Linked DNA regions of Homo sapiens: region 1 is linked to region 2. A link is an interaction called in ENCODE POLR2A ChIA-PET data of the cell type or tissue named here. Cell type or tissue: GM12878. All regions are shown on one strand. Each heading gives the region's core, and the rest is flanking DNA. Links, peaks and the distances in the headings are about the cores only.

The links. ChIA-PET counts read pairs that join two places held together with the same protein. Peaks named below come from ENCODE experiments on the same cell type or tissue, not always from the same donor. Only the 100,000 strongest peaks of a DNase experiment are listed, where the experiment ranks them.
Region 1: POLR2A ChIA-PET joins it to region 2 with 7 read pairs; 1 of 35 experiments calls an interaction of 5 or more read pairs at or near these places.

What each region holds. Positions count from the first base shown.
Region 1 is chr5:89,848,527-89,852,710 of GRCh38, forward strand. No RefSeq gene overlaps it. Among named protein-coding and RNA genes, the nearest start is that of MIR3660, 170 kb to the right of the region's middle. In GM12878, for the core only: no CTCF peak of the experiment used is centred there; a DNase peak (open chromatin) is centred at 1,868; H3K27ac peaks cover 378 bases.
Region 2 is chr5:88,871,354-88,875,537 of GRCh38, forward strand. All of the region lies in intron 1 of MEF2C (myocyte enhancer factor 2C), which reads right to left. Among named protein-coding and RNA genes, the nearest start is that of MEF2C, 9.7 kb to the right of the region's middle. In GM12878, for the core only: no CTCF peak of the experiment used is centred there; no DNase peak of the experiment used is centred there; H3K4me3 peaks cover 858 bases; H3K27ac peaks cover 542 bases.

The sequences.
Region 1 (4,184 bases), core at 847-3,346, 980 kb after region 2:
ACACAAGTGAACCTTAACAAAAATAATTTTTAAAACTTAACTCAAAGCAAGTACCATAAAAGAATCTCTAATAAATATAAGCCACAATATTATTTAAACAGGTCTGAAGACCTTGCATAATTAATTTGAGATGGAAAAGGATACCATCATTATCTTGATGGTTTTTCATAAAATTCTAAGAGCTAAAAGGAATCATGGGACCCCAACTCTTCATAAGCCCAGAGTTCTAGTCATGGGACTCCAGCTCTTCAACTACGGAGGATGTAACTATAAACTAGACAGATCAAGTGACTTGTCCAAAGTAGAGGAAGCTGGTGGCTACACCAGACCAGAACACAAGTCTCAATGTCAGTGCATTTCTTTACGTTTTTAAATTTTATTTTTAATTGACATATAATAATTGTACCTATTTATGGGGTACATAGTGATGTCTTCATTCGTATCTAGTGCGTATCCACCATCTGAAACATGTATTATTTCTTTGTGTTAGGAATATTTAATATCCTCCTTCTAGCTATTTGAAACGGTATATTATTGTTAACTATAGTCATCCAGTGCCATAGAACCCTAGAACTTATTCCTTCTATCTAGCTGTAATTTTGTATGCTTTAACAAATCTCTCCCTATCCGCCTTCTCCATGCCCATTTTCAATCAGGTTATTTAACTTTACTAGGAGAAATACAAAGCAAACATTTTCCTCCACTGGGAAAAACTAAATTAATAGAAAGGGTGAAAATGGGCTTTCAATTATTTTTAAGTTATTTATATATAGGATTAATAATGTTTTAGGCAAAAACTCACTTGTAAAAAAAAGTCGTAGTACCTTTTGATATTTGAGTACACGTTTTTTTTTAGTACTAACAAGAGATTCATTGACCTGATGTGAAAGTGCTAACTAAAATCAAACCCAGGAAGGACTGTCTGCTACTCATTGCTCTGTTTTCTCCTATTCAAAGGCTCTCATAAGTGCTAAATCTATATCTATTCATAGAACGATGAACTGCCAGCCTGTGCTCTAATGTACCACATTATCTACATTGACCAGGTCTCTGCAGAATCTTGGCAAGGATTCCTTCACCTGTTAGGAAACTAATTCATTGCAGTCAGACACATATCTATGCTTAACTTATGTCTATTGGACAAAAGGTTATTAAACAGAATGAATGTGAAGATTACATTAAAAGGTCTGACAGAAGGCAGAACTTCAGGGTTGAGACTTCATCCTCCCTTGAACACCAGCCATTGCAGCTACCTGAGGAGCCCTGAGCAAACATAGCCTGCTAGCGCAGCGATCACCTCTGTTGGGCAGGAGCAGAGGGTTAAAGACCTAAAAAAAATCTTGCCCTATGTCAAACAGGAGAATAAACAACCTTATTTTTGTTTTGTTTCAATACATTGGTAGTGTTCCTTTTTCTACACAGTTGCTGTTCTAAAACCTGCCTGTGCTGCAAGGGTCCTGGAGGAAACCTGAGGCAACTGGCCTGATTTGCATTGACTCCTGGTGACCTCCCTGCAGGCAAAGCCCTACGGACACCCTCTGGAAGTACAGGCAGAGTTTAAAACACAGGTTCTGCCTGTATGATATTTTTAAATTGTCAGAGTTAGGAGAAAGAGAAGCAAAAATGATTACTAAAATGATTCATTTTCTTCTAAAGTGCCTCAAGAGTCTCCAGAAATATTTAGCAACACTCCCACTGCATTTGTATTATTTAGATTTATTTTACTTGGAATAAAGTCATTTCTTTCCAACCCACATGTCCAAGGCATTCTCATTATCCTCAGAGCAGTCACATGACAGATGGTAATGGCTTCTTCTGTGCTAGAGAATGTCAATTGTCAAACTGTGGGGAGATTTTACATTGTGGTCAAAACCTGCCAAAGAGAATTGCATCAGTCTTTTAAATGTGGCAAAAGGCTTGACCCTGCTATCTCATCAAAAGATCCAGTACTCACAATTGGGAGTTACATACTGTAGAAGGATATAACTATATCTAAGATATTTAGGGAACATCTGAATTCTTTTCCATCTGATATTTGTGTGATTCAGAAAAGGGCAATTGGGCAGGGGAGATTTTTTAGTAGTTGTGGTTGTTATTGTTTTCATATGTTTGATTGGCTAGTTGCTTGTTTTTTCCTCCTGAGTTATATGCAAAGTTGTGCATGTAAATACAAGCTATTTTAGATGAGGGCTATTTTAACAAAGCACACATAGAAACTTCTTTTTTTTTTTTTTCCTGCAGAAATTAAATCTCTAACAAGAACCCTAACAAGAGCCTCTGGAGTACAGAGGACAAGAGTTATTAATTTTATTTTATGGATGGTGGAACCACAATAAACTGTAACCTCTAAAAATAAATGCTTGTTGAAATTATCTGAGACAAATCTAAAGTCTGAGTTTCATTGACATCAGTAGGAACACAGAAATAGACCTTATGGCTTGGGTAAATACAAGCTATCGTCTGAGTTTTTCCTTAGTCTAAACATAAGCTTCACCATTTACTCACCTATTTGTAAAACTCAGACAGTTCTGCAAGTATATTCTCTATAAATAAGAATCTTCCTGATTTAATTTCAATAACTTAGTTTGGCAAAAATTTCTTGAGCACCTACTAAGCTCTAGTGACACAAAGATTAATAAGATCAAGATGTGTGTACAGCTTACTTTAATAAAGATCAAGTGCTATTTAGGAATATAAGCAAAATATCTTGAGATCAAAGATGATGGAATGATCAGGAAAGTTTTCATATGAAAAACAAGATTTTGACTGTGTCTTTAAAAGAAATGTGGCTTCCCCAGGTGGAGATAGTAGATGTGGAAGGTCATTTAAAGCAGTAATAAGAATATGAAGGTGTGAAAGTGCACAGCATATTTGGAAATACTTAGAAAATGCAAGTGATTTCTCACATGACATAGGGAGATAATGTGGATGAGAAACCAGAAAAATTGGCTAAACAACAGTGAGGAGCTTTTATTTTATTCTGACACAGAGAGGAGCTACAAGGGTGTTTACTTCTATACTCATCTGTTTGTTTTAAGAAAAGGTGCTACATATGTAATCCATCTGGGTATTGAGAAAATAACCTTGATAGTAATGAAAAAAATAAATTTGAGGGGAGAGACATTGAGTCTGGAAAAATGAGTTTTACTATATTCTGCACTAGAGGAATTATGTAAATAAAGAAAAAGACAAAATTTGAAAGTAAAGAAACTTTGTAACTAATAGGATGTGGGATTGGAGGAAAAGAAAACACTCAGAAATTAAAAAAAAAAAAAAGGTTTACAGCATGGGCAACCATAGTAGCAATGATATTAACCCAAAGGGCTAATGTAGGAATTGTATGAGAAGTTAATGTGTTTGGTTTGAGATATCTTGAATTTGAGAGACCTGAGGCAGAAAACTTGTGACAATCGTAATTCTGTATTGGTTTTGTACTGATGAGTGAATTTGGAGTTGGAGATTTAGATTTGAGGGTCACAAACCTAAGTGACAGTGAAAACAAGGGAGTGAATGAGACCCCCAGAGGAGGGGTGGAGGAAATCAACAGCTGTAGGCCAGGCTAAGGAGTGGCTGGTTCCCACCCACTGCAGTCAGGCCAATGCTCCCTGGCAGGCCTTGATGTGCCCGTCTCCTCAGGCTATGGCTGACTTCTCCTTTCATTTCTCAGGCAAATCCCTGCACATTGTGTGACACAAAGTCTTTCATAAAAGCATTCAGCTCCTAATGAAGTTCACATCGATAAAGAGAATAAAAATAGAAGGTAGAACTTTCCCCTTAGCAATTTGGTTCCATTTTATCTCCTGAAAATTGTGCTTATATATGTCATCATAGAATTCAGCATGTAAAAGCACTGCTTTTTATGAACTTTCATTACCGAGTTATATATTTTTCCTTTAGAAAATAAAAGCATTTCAGATTTTAAAAATATGTAATGTTCTTTTAGCGTCAATATTTATTTAAATCGTTCTTATCTCATTGTGTACTATAGGTAATCCTCAAAGCTAGTGAGAAATCTGTTTACACATTTACCTCCTTGGCACCATTGTCCTACATTCCATGTTGATAACTTCCTCAGAATTAGATTGCCACTTTGGTTTAGCATATTACCTACTGAAGAATCTCAGCAGTGTTAGACTACATTTCTTCTTGGCTTGGGAAACAGCATAAACCTCAACATTTTCTTT
Region 2 (4,184 bases), core at 551-3,050:
ATTATTATTATTTTTAAATTAAAGCTTTTAGAGGCGTCCTTGATTGCAGTGTTGGGAGCTGTCCATGCTGTTTTACCATAGGGAAGTCCACTCTGCAAGTATTCCTTGTGCTGAGCACTCTTTATCCAGGCATTAAAACAGAGTTAGAAAAGAAAGCTGAAATGCAAGGTGCACACTAAAGGGGCATTATTCAAAAGCATGATAACAATTTCAAGTGGTTGCAACTAGCCAGGTTGTATAAACTGGGCATGTCTCATCAATATTACCTGACATCCAAAATATGATTTTTTTTGAGAAACCATGTGAACAGAAAAGCTGAACAAAAGGGGTTCCCTGACACCAGTAATACTCACATTTTTAAATCTACATTTTACCTAAATTTGTTTGCGTTATCAGAAGGTATAATCCTCAGGTACAATTCTGCATTTTCTATACTTTATGTTTTTTTCTTACATAAATAAAAATACCCAAATTAAGACAAGTTCACTTATTCATCATCTCAAAGTTGATAAGCTGTGGTCATAATGAATAAGCCCTCAAATCTAGAGAAAAATAGGATAATAAGGGTAGCATTTGCTGGTTATATTTTCTTTTCAAATAAAAAATGCATTTCATCTTTATGGGAAAATACAATTCATTCATTTATTCAACAAATATCTATAGAGTACCTATTATATGCAAGAGTTCTTGTGAAGAAATATAAAGACTAAAAGAACACACATTCATCATAAATTAATTCCATTTCTACATATAATCAAAGTTGTCTAATAAGAAAAATAAAAAAAAGGTTATTAATGTATACAAAAGTGGATAATACTAAGAAAAACACCTAGAACTCTTGGCGAGGCTGGTTTCACCATTAAAATCATCTAATAACTGTACATGAAACATTTCCTCCAAACTGAACTTTCATTAAGACTAAGGAATAATCTACCTGCAATTCAGAACTTTGAGTAAATGACTTTTAAAATTCATGGATGGTATCATTTTGTTTCTTTGGTTCCATTTCTGGTTCTAAAAATAATATATTTATTTAATAACATCAAATCTGTGAAAGGTTTTGATTTTTTTGGAGAAAGAAGTATATTGAACTTAGCAATCATTAGAATTGACCCACGACTGTGTAAGAATTAGATACTTGCTCTGAATGTGACCCAAATTTAATGGACTGAAAGTATTATTGAAAAATAATTTTAATAACCATCCCACCAAAAATTTCTAAATCACCATTAGCAGAAACTTAAAATGACTAAAATATAGTACAATGCTATGATAATAATTTAATATTTACTGATCATTTACTATGTATCTGCATTACGGTTTTATATGTATTATCCTAGTAAATCCTTAAAAAACTTTAAGAGGTGGGTGATTTTATAATTCCCATTTTACAGATCCTGGTACTGGGGCTTTCTGGTCATTAAAACACCTGCCTAAAACCACTAATCAGTAAATGGGAGGCTGGCTTTTGAACCCAGTTTTGGTCGTTGTTCTTAATCATTATTCTTTATTGTTTATGGACATGTTTGTCTAATAGCATAATATGTAGAATCAAAGAAATGATATTAAGTGTGGAAATGGAGTCTCCAAACTCTTTATGCTTGTTTAAACGATCTTCTCTCTCGAGAGTGTATCTTCATCCTTTCATGCTTTTTCTCTCTCTCTGCTCTCCCACACCGATGCTCCCCACACCGTACACACATACACACACACACACTCACACCGTTGGAGTTCTGGTCTAACACTTACTTCATAGAGCAACCTAAAAGGCATAATGTGGTTGACCTTGTCCAATAACTGTACCACTTCCTGGGAGTTCATGAAGCTGTTCATGTTTGCAACGAATATACCATCCAGTGACTCTAAAGCTGCTGTTGTTCTTTACAAAGACATGATCCTATAGCCCTGGCTATTTCAAGATCAGTGTCCGCAGTTGTTTCAAGACATGGCATTGGGCTGTGATGAACCACATCAGTTTCTCAAGTGTAAGGAGGTAAGTTAGCATCTAAAACAATTCTGTCGCCCATGTGTAGTCAAAACAAGTTAAAAGTGCACTTGCTTTCACGATACCAAATACTTTGAAGCAAGAAGGAAGCTCAGACAGGAGAGAATCCAAAAACAATGAAAACGGAAGGAAAAAACACTGAAGTCAAGAATTCTCTGATTTTTTTGAAGCTATAAAATGAGAGAAGCGGAGGGAAAAAATCACATAACGCTCACTCTAAATCAAGCAAGATCAAACAGTCTTGGAAGGGATATTGCCGATTCATTTCAACCCAAGAGTCATAGGGAAACAATTAATGGGTACTGAGTATCTTACTCAGCCTTCTGCAAATCTATCAATGTCGTCACGGATTTTTTTTTTTTTTTTTTTTTTTTTTTTTTGGTTTATGTAAAGGGGGAAATATTCAAACATGAAATGAAAGAAAAAAATAGTCAAAATTATTTACTTTAACTTCTAACCTATATAGAGTCTAAGTGAACTTCCAATAAATACTAGAAATAAAAAAAAGATTCACTTAAAAATAGACAAATTTGTTAGATTTCATTTAGTTAAGAAAAATCATCCAGAATAAATTAGGTCTGGATTTATATAGTACCTTTTAAAGATATTAATGTTAACTGTAATAGAAGGGTGAAAAGATCTACTTTTTTAACCACATAAACCTTTACAAAAAGACCACCCAACAACTTAATAAGGCTCCTCAAATATGGATGAAAATCCGGTACCTTAAAGAAGTAATTGTTTTAATGGTTAACAGAGTTTAAAATTTCCCAAATTCTTGACCAGAGAATTACTTACTAGGCGAACCTCTAATAGAGTCAACGTTTTAATCGGGTATAGTTTTATCATACTTAAATGGCAAGATAGCGAATTTTCTATTTTAAAATTTCTATTCCATACATATGTTCAATAGTTGAAACTTTACAATGTATCTGACAATACCAACGGGTATGATTCAAATGACCCTACTGTTCCAGAGAATTTCCAAGAAAATAAAGAAATCTCTTACAATAGCCTAAATAGAAGCATAGTTTTAATTTGAATTTTTAAATGTGTGTAATTTTCTAACAAATAAATGTCAGAAAGTATTGACTCATATATATATTAGCATTTACAAAACAAAGTTTAACATCTTTTTCCTCCCTTGCTAATGGGTCTTGAAAAAGTGCCAGGTGTAGGAATATGCCATTGTTATCATATTCTTATAAGCTGCCTTATACATTTTTTAAGATCTATGTTGTATTAATTTCTTAACAATTTATCGGGAACATTTGCATTCACAGAAAAATAAATGCTTGATATTTAAACATAATTAAAATTATCATTCTTATCTATTTAAGTTTCAAGAGAAATAAAATTAAATTACACTTAACTGTTGGTCTAATTTGGTAAATTTCATATAGGCAATTAATAATTAGTGTAGTGGGTTAACAACTAAGCTAACATTTATACACTATTCATATACTGTTAAATCAATAATTTAGTTTAAAAATAAAATTAGAACAAATATTTATTAAGTGGTAACACTTTCTCCTGAAGGCTCCCATTTAATACATTTCTAAAGAAGAAGGCTAGTTTTAGAAAGGTGTGCTGGCAATAATCTGATTGCACCTCATACAAATGAGAATTCTACTGATTGAAAGGAGCCATGGCAGCTAGAAATTATTTTTTAATAGGATTTTTTAAAAATCACATGGGTAACAGTTGAAAATGTAACTGGTAATTAAAGCCTGCTTCTTAACAAAGTTTTACTTTATTTTTTAAGGAGAAGTACAAGCTTTTAGACTATAGTTTCAGATACAAGGAATATTAGTGCAGATATTTAGAAGTCAATTTATTTTGCATGGTATTATACACAGAACTTACACTGTACCTTTCAAATGAAAAGCATAAAACAAATCTGAAAACTAAAAGCTCACATTTTCTCCCCCTGTACTCTCTATTTTGACCTAATAATCATTTAAAGTGTGGGTGTTTATCAATAAAAATTTTTGCAGCACCACACATTGTGGTGGAACGTTGCTATTTCCCGAGATAAGTACAAAAAACCTCAATGCTAATTTGCATCACAAAATGATCTAACATATCTGGAATATAATGCACAAGCTTCATTGAAAAGAAACCATTATATTTTTCTTTTCGAAACAAAAAGTACAGATATCTGATTGGGTCTGGGTGT